Regions from separate parts of the Homo sapiens genome. Here regions 1 and 3 are each linked to region 2. Evidence: chromatin contacts called from ENCODE Hi-C or POLR2A ChIA-PET data. All regions are on one chromosome and are shown on one strand. Each heading gives the region's core, a stretch centred on a gene start or an enhancer-like site at or near the end of the contact. The rest is flanking DNA. Distances are from core to core; before and after follow the strand shown. Region 1 holds the start of FBXW11 (F-box and WD repeat domain containing 11). Region 2 holds the start of ERGIC1 (endoplasmic reticulum-golgi intermediate compartment 1). Region 3 holds the start of STK10 (serine/threonine kinase 10).

Region 1 (4,278 bases), core at 1,511-4,010, 830 kb after region 2:
AACTGTGGAAAACCATAGAATATATGCTTAAATAAAGGTAGTTGCTATTTAACCCCTGCATATTGTTGCCATGTAGATCTAATTGTCAGATATTCTAATTTTTCAAGAAAAGCTGGAAATTCAGATTTTGAAAACCTGAACATCAAATTTTAAAAACAGTAAAAAAGACGGTATAGGACAAACATATGTATGTGCCGGGTCGGCGGGGGGAGGGTCACATCCAGCTTGTGACTCCTACCCCATGCCTGTTTTTATGCCCCTGTACAATCCTTTCCCACACTGACTATGGGTGTGGCCATACTACTAGTTTTGGCCAACGGGACATTACCAAGTGTGGTGCATACCAGAGGTTTGATAAGCATTTGTTCACTGGGGCTTGTCCTTTCTCAAGTCACTATGCAGACGTTTGAATGATAAAAAGCCACAGGGAGGAGAGGCCCTAGAAGATGAAAAGTCATTTTGAATGAGTTCCCAGCTGATTGCATGTGGGCCCCGGCTGAGCCCGGGTCAGCCCACACAATTGTAAAATCATAATAAACCATTGTTATTCTAAGCTACTAAGTCTTCGGAGGTTTGTTGTGTTGCAACAGGTAACTGAAATAGAGGTCATATCTAATCCCTTTGTTTTACTAATGAATGTCCTAAGGGCCATAGTGGAACGGACCTGGTGAAATTCAGATAGCATGACAGTGGTAAGAACTTTCCAATTCTGTGCTCTTCCTATTGCTTTTCTTTCAATTCCCTTGGTGAAAAGCACCAGGTAAGGACTATGAAACTTCAAAGTCTACCTGCAGGGAACTTATACTGTGTCCTGAATGCATGCAAATTACTGTAACTTGGTCCTTGGTAATGGAAAGATTTCTAGGTCATCCAGCCTCTTTGACTTTATAGGTGCAGAGAATGCAAAAACACTTTGAGAAAGTGAAAAGCAGCCTCTGATATCTGGAAGCTGGCCTGGTACAATCAGCCATGCCATGATGTTACTAGACCACAGCCTGGCCCTTATAGCTAGGCTTTGTGTTTTCCTGTAGAACAAAAACAATTCCAAAGAACATCAACATCAGACGAGGTCATTCTGTGACCATGATAGATCCAGACAAATACAAGACCACTCTATAATCAGGTCTAAACACGATAAAAAGATAAAACCTGATGATTGTCCAAACCACAAAAAATGACTCAACATCCCCACTTGGCTAATATGAGGGAGCTGCTGCTGCACTTTTTTTTTTTTTTTTCGTTTTTGAGACAAGGTCTGGCTCTATCACTCAGGGTACAGTGGAGTGGTGCGATCTCCATTCACTGAAACCTCCACTTCCTGGGCTCAAGCGATCGTCCCACCTCTGCCTCCCAAGTAACTGAGATGACAGGCGCGCACCACCAGGCCCGGTTCATTTTTGTATTTTTTGTAGAGAAGAGTTTCGCCATGTTGCCCAGGCTGGTCTGGAACTCCTGCGCTCAAGCAATTCGCCTGCCTCGGTTTACCAAAGTGCTGGGATTACAGGCGTGAGCCACTGCGCCCGGCCAGGCTGCTGTTTCTTTATCTGCACAGCTTTAGCCTCAATCTAGAATTCCCTTCCTCTAGATAAGATGAACTGAGATGCTCAATCATGGAACGACCCTCTCTTCCTGACAGTATCTAATCCAGTGAAGCTCTCACTTCCTTAAACCCTCTCCCAAATCACTAACAACTCTTACCGAGAGGCCCTATCGTTCCTCAATGTGTGTTCTCAGTCACTGCAACTAGTAATAAACCCAGCTTGTTCAACGATCCGTGTCTTCCTGGTGGGATTTGGTTAGAGGGCACGGACAGACCTAAGTTACACAGAGTTGGAGGCTGAGTTCACTAGAAGGAGTCTCCGCTTGTGTGTTCCTTCTTAGCCACTCTTTTGGTTAGTGTCTGTCGTCCCTCCACCAGAATTAAGCTCCATGAGAACAGGAGCCTTGTCTGTCATGTTCAGAGCTGATTCTCAGCGCCTAGAACGGTACGCAGCGGAAGCTGGATGCTTAAAAAATAACCATTTTCTGAACGAATGAATGAGGGGCTCGATATACGCACGTCCCCTTTAATCTCGCAGCTCCTCGCAGATCGTGTGACATACAGACAGCACCACAGCACATTTCCCAAAACCCCGTCTTTCCCGAAGAAATCTCGAAACTCTCACTCCTGGGATGCCCATCCTCTCAGAGCCTCTTCCCCAGGCCGAGCTTCTCTCACTCGCTGGCCCCTTCCCACACCTGAGCCCCAGGTCTATACACCTTCCTAACGCACCTAGAACCCACCTGTCTCCACCATCTGCCCCTACCATCAGACACTGCCGGACGGGCCGCGCAGCTACCTAGGCGTCTAGGGAGCACTGCGGCATGGACCGCGCATGTGCGGAAATGGGTCGCATACGCAGGACCTCCGACAAGTGAGGAGTTGCCTCGGAGTTTCCGTCCCGGTCTGGGCAGCCTTGGGCTGCCAGGAAGTCAAGAGAAGCTAGCCGGAAGGACAACCCGGGCGCACGGCTTTCTGGGACACGTAGTCGTGGCGCTCTCGAGGCCCTGCCATGAGCAAGCTCTTAACTCTTCAGGTCTGCACGTCCTACGCCCACCGTCCAGTGCTACTCTCAGCTCGGAGTTCAGCTTCGGGCTGCCAAGAGCCAGCAACCTGGTGTCAGAGGCTCGGTCCCACAACGCTCTGCGGGCCGCGGCGCCTGCTGGGAGGTGTAGTCCCCGATCTGCGTACTGCGTTCGCCGAGGGGGAGGGCGGAGCTGCCGGCGGCCCGGGCGGGCTGGCAGCTAGAGTGGGTGCGATAGCCGCCTCCGCCTCTGCCGCCTCCGCCGTCGCCTCCTCCGCCCGGGCCGTTCGCTGCTGCGCGGGGAGAGCGAGGCGGGGCCGCCGGGGCCGCCATGGAGCCCGACTCGGTGATTGAGGACAAGACCATCGAGCTCATGGTGAGTGCGGCCCGCTGGACCGTCTGTGCTTCCGTCCGTCCGGCCCCGGGCGGGCCTGCCCACCTCAACGTCCGGTGCGAGGCCGGCTCTGGCCCTTCCCAGACGCCTCGACCCAGACCCGGGCCCCCAGCCTTCCCTGGCCTCGGACCTGGCGCGGGCTCCTCTGATCCCTCGACATCTCCGGCCGGTCCTGGCCCGGCCCCCTCCATGCCCCTCGCTTCTCCCCCTCCCCCTGGTCCCGTCTCCGGTCCCAGCTCTCGGACGACCCTCGCTCGTTTATGCTGTAGACTTAGGTCGCACTCGCTCTAGCACCCCATTCTCCTTCTTTTAGAAAGGGATTTTTTTTTCTTTCCTCTGTTTCGGCCCAGGCCCGCACCGCGCTTGCAAGCCCCACTCAGGCCGAGTGAGATGGTGGGAAGGAGTACGGAGATGGGTTGGGGCCGCCTGGGCCTCCGCGTCCTAGGAGAGGTCTCAGCACCCACTCCCCAGCCTAGGTCTGTGTGGATGCCAGGATAGGCCCTACAGAGCTGGGGGGGCAGGGAGCTTTCGGGTTTGAGGCTGTGGCGGATAAGGAGGCCTCTTTCCCGGGCCCTTGTGGTGTCCGGCTTCTCGGACAAAGGGTTTCCTACCCGGCGGAGAGGGATGTTTGCATAGCAAGGGCCCAGGTACTCTGGATTCCATCCTCCAGGAAAGAGAAGGCGCAACTTCACGTTTTCCAGAGCTGCTTTGGGAAATTGGAGATGACTGGGGAGGGAGCCATCCTCATCACTGCCGCGAGGTCTTTCTTCTCAGAAAGAAAAAAAAAAGAGGGGAATCCTTGGCCCCCGGGGGAAGCGACCACTCTTCTGTTAGAAACCACTGGCAGCCAGGCCAGACTCCCGGTCCGTGGACACCCTCCACCCTCCTCCGAAGCTTTAGGATTTGAAACCAGAAGGGGTTTTTAGGAACAGGACAGTGAGAGAGTGGCTAGAAGTGAAGAATTTGCTAATTGATGGATGATTTGGTGGAAGAAATAAAATATGGCAGATATTACCTGCCAACGTGAACATGAGGGAAATCAAATTGGGCTCTGGAGAGCTGGGAAGAGGAAGTCTGCATCAGCAAATGGACATGTCCAGGATTTCTTCCTATGGAAGCCTTGACAGTTTCTTTGTATCTTTCCTAACACGGTAACAACTTCTTCCCCAGGGTTGAGAGGAGAGGTGGAAGAATCTACTTAACCCAGCAAAATGTTTTCCTAGCCAGATTTTCTTCAGTGTGAAAATGTTTATTGAGTCAGTGATTCCACTGGGTAGGGTTGGTGACATCAGAGCCACTTCCCCCATTTAACGCTATAAA
Region 2 (4,440 bases), core at 1,695-4,194:
CCGTAGGGAAGGGCAAGAGTGCACTATTTTTCCTGCTTCTGATTTTAAGAAGGGGAACACGAGCAGGACGGCTGGTTTTCTCCCTGGCCTTGAACTGGGGGAGGAGGTCTAATCACGGTATACCCCTCTCCACTCCCCACAATTCTTAAAAGAGCTGACAGGATGGTGGGCCCCTCCAATCTCTCCCTTTTCTCCCAGATCTAAGGCTTTGGAGCTAACAGCCCCAAGTTCAAATCCCAGATCCACCAGCTCATGCACTGCATGGCCAGAGCAAAGGGCTTCTACTCAGTGGAGCTCCCCTCTCCTTTGATTTAAAATGAAGATTAAAACTCCCTCTCTCAGGTGACAAGGGAATCGATGTCTGCACCCCAAAGTGTGTATACAGTGGTAGATGCTCCTTGCGTGCCAGTTCACGCACACCCCCACTCCTGGGACCCCATAAGCCCTCCTCCCTTCTCTTGGAATGCAAAGAGAGCCGGACCACATGCCACCCACCTCCTCACGGTGGGGCCTGTGGCAGAGGGCTGAGCATGGACTGGACACTTGATGAATGCTTGATGAATGCACACTGAAGCGGAGGAAGGTGCATGGGGATGGTCGAACCCTCAGTAGAACCCAGGTCCTGGAGCCTTGAAGTTCACAGAGCTTAAAGAGTGCAGGTTTGCTGGGCACACATGGCTCATCCTCCAAGGTGCAAACGTGAAGCACTGAATCCATTCTCACCATTCCGCAGTGAGCCCAAGCCCTGAGAGTATTTCCTAGTTAAGCTGGGCCCCCTGACACCTGGGCACTCAGGGACCTGAAGTATGCCAAGGGAGCCCCAGACTAGCCAGCTTCTCAGAGCTGAGCATTTCTCTCTTTAAATATCAATGCCTGACACAGGGCCCTTCCAAGGCCAAAGGCTAGAGCTGGCCTTACCCATTTTCCTTACTTCCCTTACCTGCCCCCACAAGCCACCAATTCAAGGAGCACAAGGTTGGGAGCCATGTGTGACCTGAGACCTAAGTCTACCCTTCCCATTTAGCACCCATAAAGTCCAAGATAAGGCCCTCATCCCTGGAGCCTCATTTCCTCCTTGGTAAGACGGAAGGGTGAGGTGCAGGGAGAAAGGATTAAAAGATCAAAAACAGCAATTTCCCCAGCAAGCTCAAAATCACCGGAACCTACTGAATCACACAGGGGCAGGGGGCGGCGGTGGCACGAATCCCTATGGTTGGCCTGGGTAAGGGGAGGCTTTGTGGAACCAGAAATTGATGTGCCGACCACAGCTCTTATGGCCCAGACTTAACTGATGCTATTAGGACTGACCTTGAATTCCACCAGAGGGGCTGTCCTTGTTCAAAACTGCCTAGGTCTGCTAGCCTCAGGGCTGCCCGGCAGGGGCAAGAAGCCGGCAAACATTTGCTAGCTGGTATCAGGGACCCGGACAGGCTGGAAAACCATGTCAACCAATCAAGAGGTCCAAGACCAGTGTCCTCTTTGGGCCTAAACCCCAATATATCCCATGCTATGGGGGTCATGGCAGGCTAAGGGCCTTTCTCTCTGGGTAGACTGTCACTTTACACTGCCTTCACATGCAAGAAGAGGGGAAGAAATACCTCCTGTGGCACAGGCATCTGAATCACTATTTTGTGGATGTGGAAAACCCCTCCTGGAGAACACCCCCCATCCACTAATGCCCTATTTCTGAGCTCTAAATCATGCCAGACTCTGCTAAGGGTGTTTCACGCACTCAGTCGTCACAAGCGGAGACCTTATTTTTAGCCCCAATTTGCAGGTGGTGAAACTGAGGGCGCTCGGAGACTTGCTGAGGTCAGCCAGCCGAGCGGCGACAGGGAGTTCTGAACCCAGAGCCTTTGCCCCTAACTTCTAGAATATACCGAGCTGTTCAGTAGAAAGGGCAGAGCCAGGATTCTAATCCAGCTCCTCCCTGCATTAAAGCCCTGCTCTTTTCCCAGCCAGACACCAAGTGTGGCTGCCTCAGGCCAGGACATCCCCTGGGGCTCCACACCTCAAGGGAACCTCTGGTGGAGATCTCTTCCCCCGCAGGCTTCCAGAATGCCCCATGCAACCTAGACCATGAGGCAGCTGGACCCCACAAAGGACCCATTGTGGTGACTGCAGAAAGCCAAGGCCAGACCCCGGTGGCCCTTCTGCAGAGTCCTGCCCAAGGCGCCTCCTCCCCTTCCCATGGTGCCCCCATACCCAGCGGACAGGGCTGGGGCTGAGGGAGGGAGGGGCGGGGGCAGGCCTCCCGATCTGCCCGGCCTGGGGGAGCCTCAGGCTATAGAAACTTAAAACCCTCCAGCTGCCGGCAGGCTGCATGGGGCCCCAGGCCCCTCCGGACTCATTCCAGGTGCCCTGCCCCACCTGTCAGCTGAGGTGGGGTCCACCAAGGAGGCTCAGTAGAGGGAGGAGAGGGATGCTGGGGTGTTATGGGCTGTTCCCATCTGGGAGGAGGGAGGAAATGTTTCCTAGTGTGGGGGAGGGGAATGCAAGGTATCCGGGCAGGCTGGGGAGGGGGCTCGGCGGAGGGAAGGTGGGTGGATTTGTCTCCCGCTGCACGAGGGGGCCTCCGCGGCTCTGGCTGGCTTCGTGTGCGGCAGGGGGGGGGCTCGCCTGGGGTCCCTAGGGGCCTGCGGAGGCATGCACAGGGCGGGGAGCCGCTTTTGCATGCAGGGCGGGAGGGGTCCGCGGCGTGCCGGGGCGCTCCCTCTGCCCGCTGAGGGAACTCCCGACTGGCCGGGGTCGCCACACTCACCTCCTGAAGTCAAAGGGCATCGTGCCGCCGCCGGGGGTGGGAGCGCTGCAGGCCAGGCGGGCCGCGGCGCCGCGTGGGTCCGAGCCCGCTGCCAACGCCTCCTCCGGCCGCCCCGCCCCCGCCGGCCGCCCCCCTGACACTCGCCACTCGCCACTCGCCACTCGCCTCCCGCTGCCGGGAAGTGACGCTCCGCGCAGCCCATTGGGCGCCGCCCGCCCGGCCGCCCCTTCCGCCACCCGGTTAAAGGGGCCCGCGGGCAGGCAGGGAAGGGGCGGAGAGTCGAGGCTGTCGGAAGGGAAGGGAGTCCCCCAAAGACTCCAGTACTCATTCCTTCAAGCCTCCCACTTAGATTTCCTTCTCCATCTCTTTGGATGCCCTCGGACAAATTCTCTGCTTCTCCGAGCCCAGTTTTTTGCATTTGTAAACAGTTTCACTGAACTGTGATTGAGTTGGGGGCGGGGGGCGGGGTGATACAGACTTTGGCCGTGCACAGCGTCTAGCTCTGAGTGAGGGCCTAATACTGTGGGGGAAGGGAAGAGGTCGGCCATCCTAGGCTGTTAAGGTGGACTCACCTCTGCCCCTGCCGTGTCTCTCTGGGAAAGCCACTGGGCTTCTCAGAGCGCCCCCCCCCCGCCCCGCCCCTTTTGCATATCTGCACAAAGAGGACGATGACACCTACTTGAGGGGGTTTTCCTGGGGATCAGCTGAGAAACAGGAGACTGGCTTAGCACAGTGCCAGGCACCTGAAACTATTGAGGCTGGCAGTGGCTGTCCCTGCTTCCATCTGCCCCTGTCGTTCACTCCAGTGGGCATTCACAGAGCATCTGCTCTGAACCAGGTCCATCGAGAACATGCAGGGTTGTGGCAGAGGCAGATGGGACCTGCACTGTGACTTGGCCAACGTGGACTGTGCCGATTGTCTCCTTCTTAGAGCCTCAGTTTCCTCCTCAGGAATACAGAGCAGCTGCCTCCGTGACTGCTGGATTAGAGGAGATGGTAGTTGAGGTCACACAAGACCTGAGTAGGGGAAACTCACTCTGAACTTCCCCGAGGTTCTGTCACTGGCCCTTTCTCCAAGGTTGTGGTGGGACAGGGCTTCAAAAAACCCAGGGGAGAATGGTGAGGGCTCGGGTTCCAAAAGCAGAGTCAATGGACAGTTTCCCCCTGTGTAAATAGAGGGGAACAGCAGTGCTGGTTCCTCCGGGAGGATTCAGAAGGGACAACACTAGCACGGGGTCTGGGGTAGGGTGACGTGGTGAACCAAAGCCTTCCCCTAGAGCATATGCCGGGACCTGACCTCTGCGTTCCCTTTTCATTCATTCACTCATTCATTCATTCATTCATTCAGTGTCAGTGGTCTGACACTGTTGGGGGAGAAAAGGAAATCTCAGCCTGAACTGGAAACCTAGGGACAGCAGGGAGAGTTAAGGGATCTTGAGCAGCCACTGCTTCCAAACAGCCATTCGTTGGCCCTGTGTGGGAGGAAACATGCAATGATGGATCTTTGACCTCGAATCCTCCCTCCTCAAACTGTGGTCCACAGACCAGCCACATGGCCATCACAGGACAGACTCTTGTCCCCAGGCCAGACCTACTGAATCAAGTGTGCATTTGGGATGATATCCAAGGTCAGCAAATGCCTGGCACAGAGTAAATGCAAGACAGGGTTGACTATCATT
Region 3 (4,313 bases), core at 1,008-3,507, 650 kb after region 2:
GGGATTACAGGTGTGAGCCACCGTGCCCGACCCTTTTTTTCTTTTTCTTTGACTAGTCTTGTCTATTAGTTATTTCAAAGAAGTAGCTTTGATTCTATTGAACCTCAATGTATTTCTTACAATGCTATTGAGGTATAATTTACACATAAAATTCATCCATTTACAAAAATGAAAGTTTAAAATTCAATTATTTTTGGCAAATTTACCAAATTATGAAATTGTCACCATTGTGCAGTTTTAGGACATTTTCATCACCCCAATTAGACTGTTTATTGTTCATGTACAGTTAATTCCCATTTCACACCCAGCTCCAGGCAACCATTAATCTACTTTCTGTCTGTATGGATTTGCCTTTTCCAGACATTTCATATAAATGGAAATTTATAGAACACAGGGCCTTTTGTGTCTGGCTTCTTTGACTTAGTGTTATTGAATGAATGAACCTCTCCGTTTTTCTTTCCCTTCCTTCCTCCCTCCCTCCCTTCCTTCCTTCCCTCCCTCCCTCCCTCTTTCTCTCTCCTTCTCTTCCTTTCCTTTTTCTTTCTCTCTTTCTTCCTTTCCTTTCCCTTTCTCTTTCTTTCTTTCTCTCTTTCTCTCTTTCCTTTCTCTCTTTCTTCCTTTCCTTTCCCTTTCTCTTTCTTTCTTTCTCTCTTTCTCTCTTTCCTTTCTCTCTCTCTTTCTCTCGCTTGCTTGCTTTTCTGGAGCTCTCAGAGCTGGTCAGAGCCCTCCAGGCCTACAGCTTTCGTGGAGTCAGAGCCTTCATCTCCTAGTATGGAAGCAACCCTCTTGGTCTCCCCACCCGCTTCGTACAGTTGGCCAAATGGTCTGAAACAAATGAAAGACCTGCCTTTCAGCATGTTTTGGGAGGTTCAGACAGCGCCTGACTCAATGAGAACGGTCAGCGACGAGCGGCGTTTCCTTCTTTTAAAGACCCTCTACAATTCCAGGCACTCCTGCAGCTGTGGAAACATTCCGAACGGCTTAGCAACCAGGACACCCTCTGCGCCGACCACTACCAGCATCGCAGGCTTCTTGAGCTGGCTTTCCCAGTGGAAAACCATGCTTGGTGTTTGCACACTGTTCAAAGGATGTTTTCGAACAAAGCACCGAGGAAGGGGCGAAAACACCTCAACACAGCCGTTCTCTGGGGTTGGAGCTATTGAACTGTGACATTTGCGAAGACTCAACTTGTTTATGACACGGTCCAAATAATAACCCTTGCAGACTGCCCGCCCCCCCCCCCCACCCCCAGCACTCTCCTTAGATTCAGGTAAAAGCATGTTATAACCGTCTATAGGACAAACAGGCAACAGTAGCAGTGAAGTGACTCAAGTAGCCAGGATCGAGAATGAAGGTGCTCAAAGAAGACTTTAGTTTGATCTGTATGTAGTGCGCTCATCTTTTTTGAAACTAGGAAATTAAAAATTAGAATAAAGTTTTTATTTAATATGCAAATACATCCGCAAACCCATCAGGAAACATAAGAGAAATCAGTGCCAAAGGAGCTCTTTCTCCCAGCCCTCTAATCCTGGCAGGTTTGTGGATCGTGGACGGGGAGCCCCTGGAAAGGACCGCGCCGGGAAGCCGGGCCCTGCAGGGACTGGCCGCGGCTGCACCGGCGTTGCCCGTCGCACACTAGGAGGCAGCACCGCGCCGAGGAACCCGCAGCAGACGGGCAGCCAGCGTGTGTGCCTGGGGCGAGTGCCCTCGCCTGCCGGCGTCCCCATCGGAAAAGTGGGGGCGAGGGCAGCCTAGCGGAATAGCTGCGGGAGGATTAAATGAACGAGTGCAGGTTCACCTTCTGGGCGCTGACAACGATCCGTGGGCTCTCGCGAAATGCCAAGTCGCCGTCCCGCTTGCTCCCATAAAAGTTTTGGGAGCCACGCGGCGCGGCGGGCGGGCTCCTGAGTCCATGAGCGGTCCCACCGAGCGGTCCCCGAAGCTTCCCCAAAGCCCAGCCCGCGGCTCGCGGAGCGTGGTGTGGGGGGACTACAGTTTCCAGAGTGCCCTGCGGCGACGGGCGGAGCCGGGGAGCGCCCGCAGCCAATTAGGGGGTCCCGGGGCTCTGCCGGGGAGCGGCGGGTGGAGCCGGGCCGGTGGGCGGGCGCGGGGACGGTCCCCTGGAACGGGTCCGAGGCTCTCGCAGGCAGGGCTGGGCCGGGCAGGAGCTGCGAGGCCGGCACAAGGGAGGCGGCCCTGGGGACCTGACAGGGCGGGGGCGGGGGCGGGCACGCCGCCGCCTGCGCGGTTCCGGGTGCTCCCGGCGCGGCGCTGCCCAGGGCACACTTGACCGAGGTCGGGCTGCGGGGAAAGGCGGGTCTGGGGAGAACCCCGAGAGACGCGGCGTCCTCCAACTCCTCCTCCTTCTCCTCGCGGCCGCCGAAGCCACAGCCCGAGCCCGAGCCCGAGCCCGAGCCGGCGCCACCGCGCCCCCGGCCATGGCTTTTGCCAATTTCCGCCGCATCCTGCGCCTGTCTACCTTCGAGAAGAGAAAGTCCCGCGAATATGAGCACGTCCGCCGCGACCTGGACCCCAACGAGGTGTGGGAGATCGTGGGCGAGCTGGGCGACGGCGCCTTCGGCAAGGTTTACAAGGTGAGGGCGCTGAGGTGGGTGGCCGGACGCGCGTCGAGGGGCTCCGGAAGGAAGGGATGCCTGAGCCGGACCCGGCCAGCCTGGCTCCGGCTCCGAGGGCTGCCCGGCGCTGAATTCGGGGTCCCTGGCCCTCATCCCGATGACTCTTGTTTTTTGGGGGGAACATCACTCGGCCCGGCCGAGTCCCTGCGCTCTGGGCGCCCCCTCCGGGCACGGTTGCCGCCCCCACCCTAGCCCTGTTTCGGAGCACTTCCTGTGTGTCCTGCACTGCGCTCGGCGCCGCACGGGGAGACAAAGGGGCGTTGACAGGACCTCAGCATCCGAGAGGGCCACTCGAGGGACCTTCCAGGGACGTTCCGTAAAACGGCGATACGGGCACACTTTTTTTTTTAAGAGAGACCACAGATGCTGTGGGAATATCGAGGCGATGTGGACCGAGAAACTCGGCTGCGCTTGGACGGGTTGGGAGCTAGGGACACATCTGAAGATGAGCCAGAGACAGGGAAGTGGGGTGGGCGAGGGGTGGCCCATGGACTGAGAGGTGGGGCTTGGAAAGGTGGGTTGGGGCTGGTCAGAGGGGGAGGTCAGGATCTGGTGAATGCTGAGCCTGGGGGAACAGATTTGATTCCGTCGGTCTGAGTCACAGCTGGGGAGTCTCCCAGCCTGCAGTCACCTCTCCCCTAGAGGAAGACGCGGCAGAGAGCTTTTGTGGAGTGGGTGGGGCAGAGCTGATTGAGTCTAGAGAAGTGTGGCAGCAGGACGTTGGTTTCTGCTCCTGGGAGCTAATTCTGAGGTGGTGAGTTGTTTTAGGGAGCCAACACCTACAGCTTGACTCCCCCCTTTCCCCTAAGAAAATTTTTACTGGGAGACGCCCACTTGTTAAATTGGTGTATACCTCCAGGAGAGCACCTCTCTTCTAAGCCACTATCCTCCTCCTTGGGGCTCCTGTAGCTTGTAGGGCACTCTGACCCTAGGATTGCCGTTCTATGAGGCTGGACCACAGAGAAGGCTTCTCCAGGCCTTCTCCTCTGACTTGGAAGTGGTCTATCGCCTAGTTACCGAAGTAGTTCCTAGATGACCGGTGTTATAATAGCATCATTTGGGAGCTTGTCAGAAGTGAACAATCTCATGCCCAGCCCCGACCTGCTGAATTAGAGTCTACGTTTTAATAAGATCCCAGGTGATTCCTAAGCAAATAGGTTTGAGAAGTACTGCCCTAGAGGCTTGGAGTGGTGGCGTTTTTTCTTTTTTCTTTTCTTTTTTTTGAGACAGGGTTTCCCTCTGTTGCTCAGTCTGGAGTGCAGTGGCCCGATCTCGGCTCACTGCAACCTCTGCCTCCTGGGCTCAAGCAATTCTCCTGCCTCAGCCTTCGGAGTAGCTAGGTCTACAGGTGCACACCACAGCCCGGCTAATTTTTGTATTTTTTGTAGACTTGGGGTTTCGCCACGTAGCCCAGGCTTGTCATGAACTCCTGAGCTCATGAAATCAGCTCGTTTCAGCCTCCCAAAGTGTTGGGATTACAGCGGTGAGCCACCCTGCCTGACCTGGAGCGGTGGCAATTTTGAGACCAACCAGGCCCACTCAGTGTCTTTTTTTATTTTTATTTTTTGTGAGACGGAGTCTCACTCTATTGCCCAAGCTGGAGTGCGGTGGTTTGATCTCGGCCCTCACTGCAACCTCCACTTCCTGGGTTCAAGCAATTCTCCTACCTCAGCCTCC

What was found. A loop is a pair of places that touch in the nucleus more often than their neighbours do. ChIA-PET counts read pairs that join two places held with the same protein, here RNA polymerase II (POLR2A). Pooled maps may share reads with other maps.
Region 1: a pooled map shows a loop between it and region 2 (13-fold over the local background). The contact joins the promoter of FBXW11 here to the promoter of ERGIC1 in region 2. A Hi-C loop is called at or near these places in 2 of 37 single-sample maps with no recorded cell type and 9 of 50 pooled maps. POLR2A ChIA-PET finds 5 or more read pairs at or near these places in 1 of 52 experiments (OCI-LY7).
Region 3: a pooled map shows a loop between it and region 2 (6-fold over the local background). The contact joins the promoter of STK10 here to the promoter of ERGIC1 in region 2. A Hi-C loop is called at or near these places in 6 of 37 single-sample maps with no recorded cell type and 9 of 50 pooled maps. POLR2A ChIA-PET finds 5 or more read pairs at or near these places in 1 of 52 experiments (T-cell).

The regions. Positions count from the first base shown.
Region 1 is chr5:172,005,120-172,009,397 of GRCh38, reverse strand. FBXW11 (F-box and WD repeat domain containing 11) reads left to right here and starts at 2,760. Exons shown (of 14, transcript NM_001378974.1): 1 at 2,760-2,940. The coding sequence starts at 2,896. RefSeq lists enhancers at 366-993, 2,436-2,705, 2,249-2,876, 3,476-3,595 and silencers at 2,736-3,015, 3,026-3,135.
Region 2 is chr5:172,832,755-172,837,194 of GRCh38, reverse strand. ERGIC1 (endoplasmic reticulum-golgi intermediate compartment 1) reads right to left here and starts at 2,944. Exons shown (of 10, transcript NM_001031711.3): 1 at 2,762-2,944. The coding sequence starts at 2,781. RefSeq lists enhancers at 214-1,205, 1,502-1,711, 1,206-2,198 and silencers at 2,182-2,261, 2,272-2,321, 2,692-3,091.
Region 3 is chr5:172,186,168-172,190,480 of GRCh38, reverse strand. STK10 (serine/threonine kinase 10) reads left to right here and starts at 2,257. Exons shown (of 19, transcript NM_005990.4): 1 at 2,257-2,594. The coding sequence starts at 2,439. RefSeq lists enhancers at 1,497-2,272, 3,325-3,404, 4,065-4,114 and silencers at 1,945-2,304, 2,605-2,654, 2,785-2,864.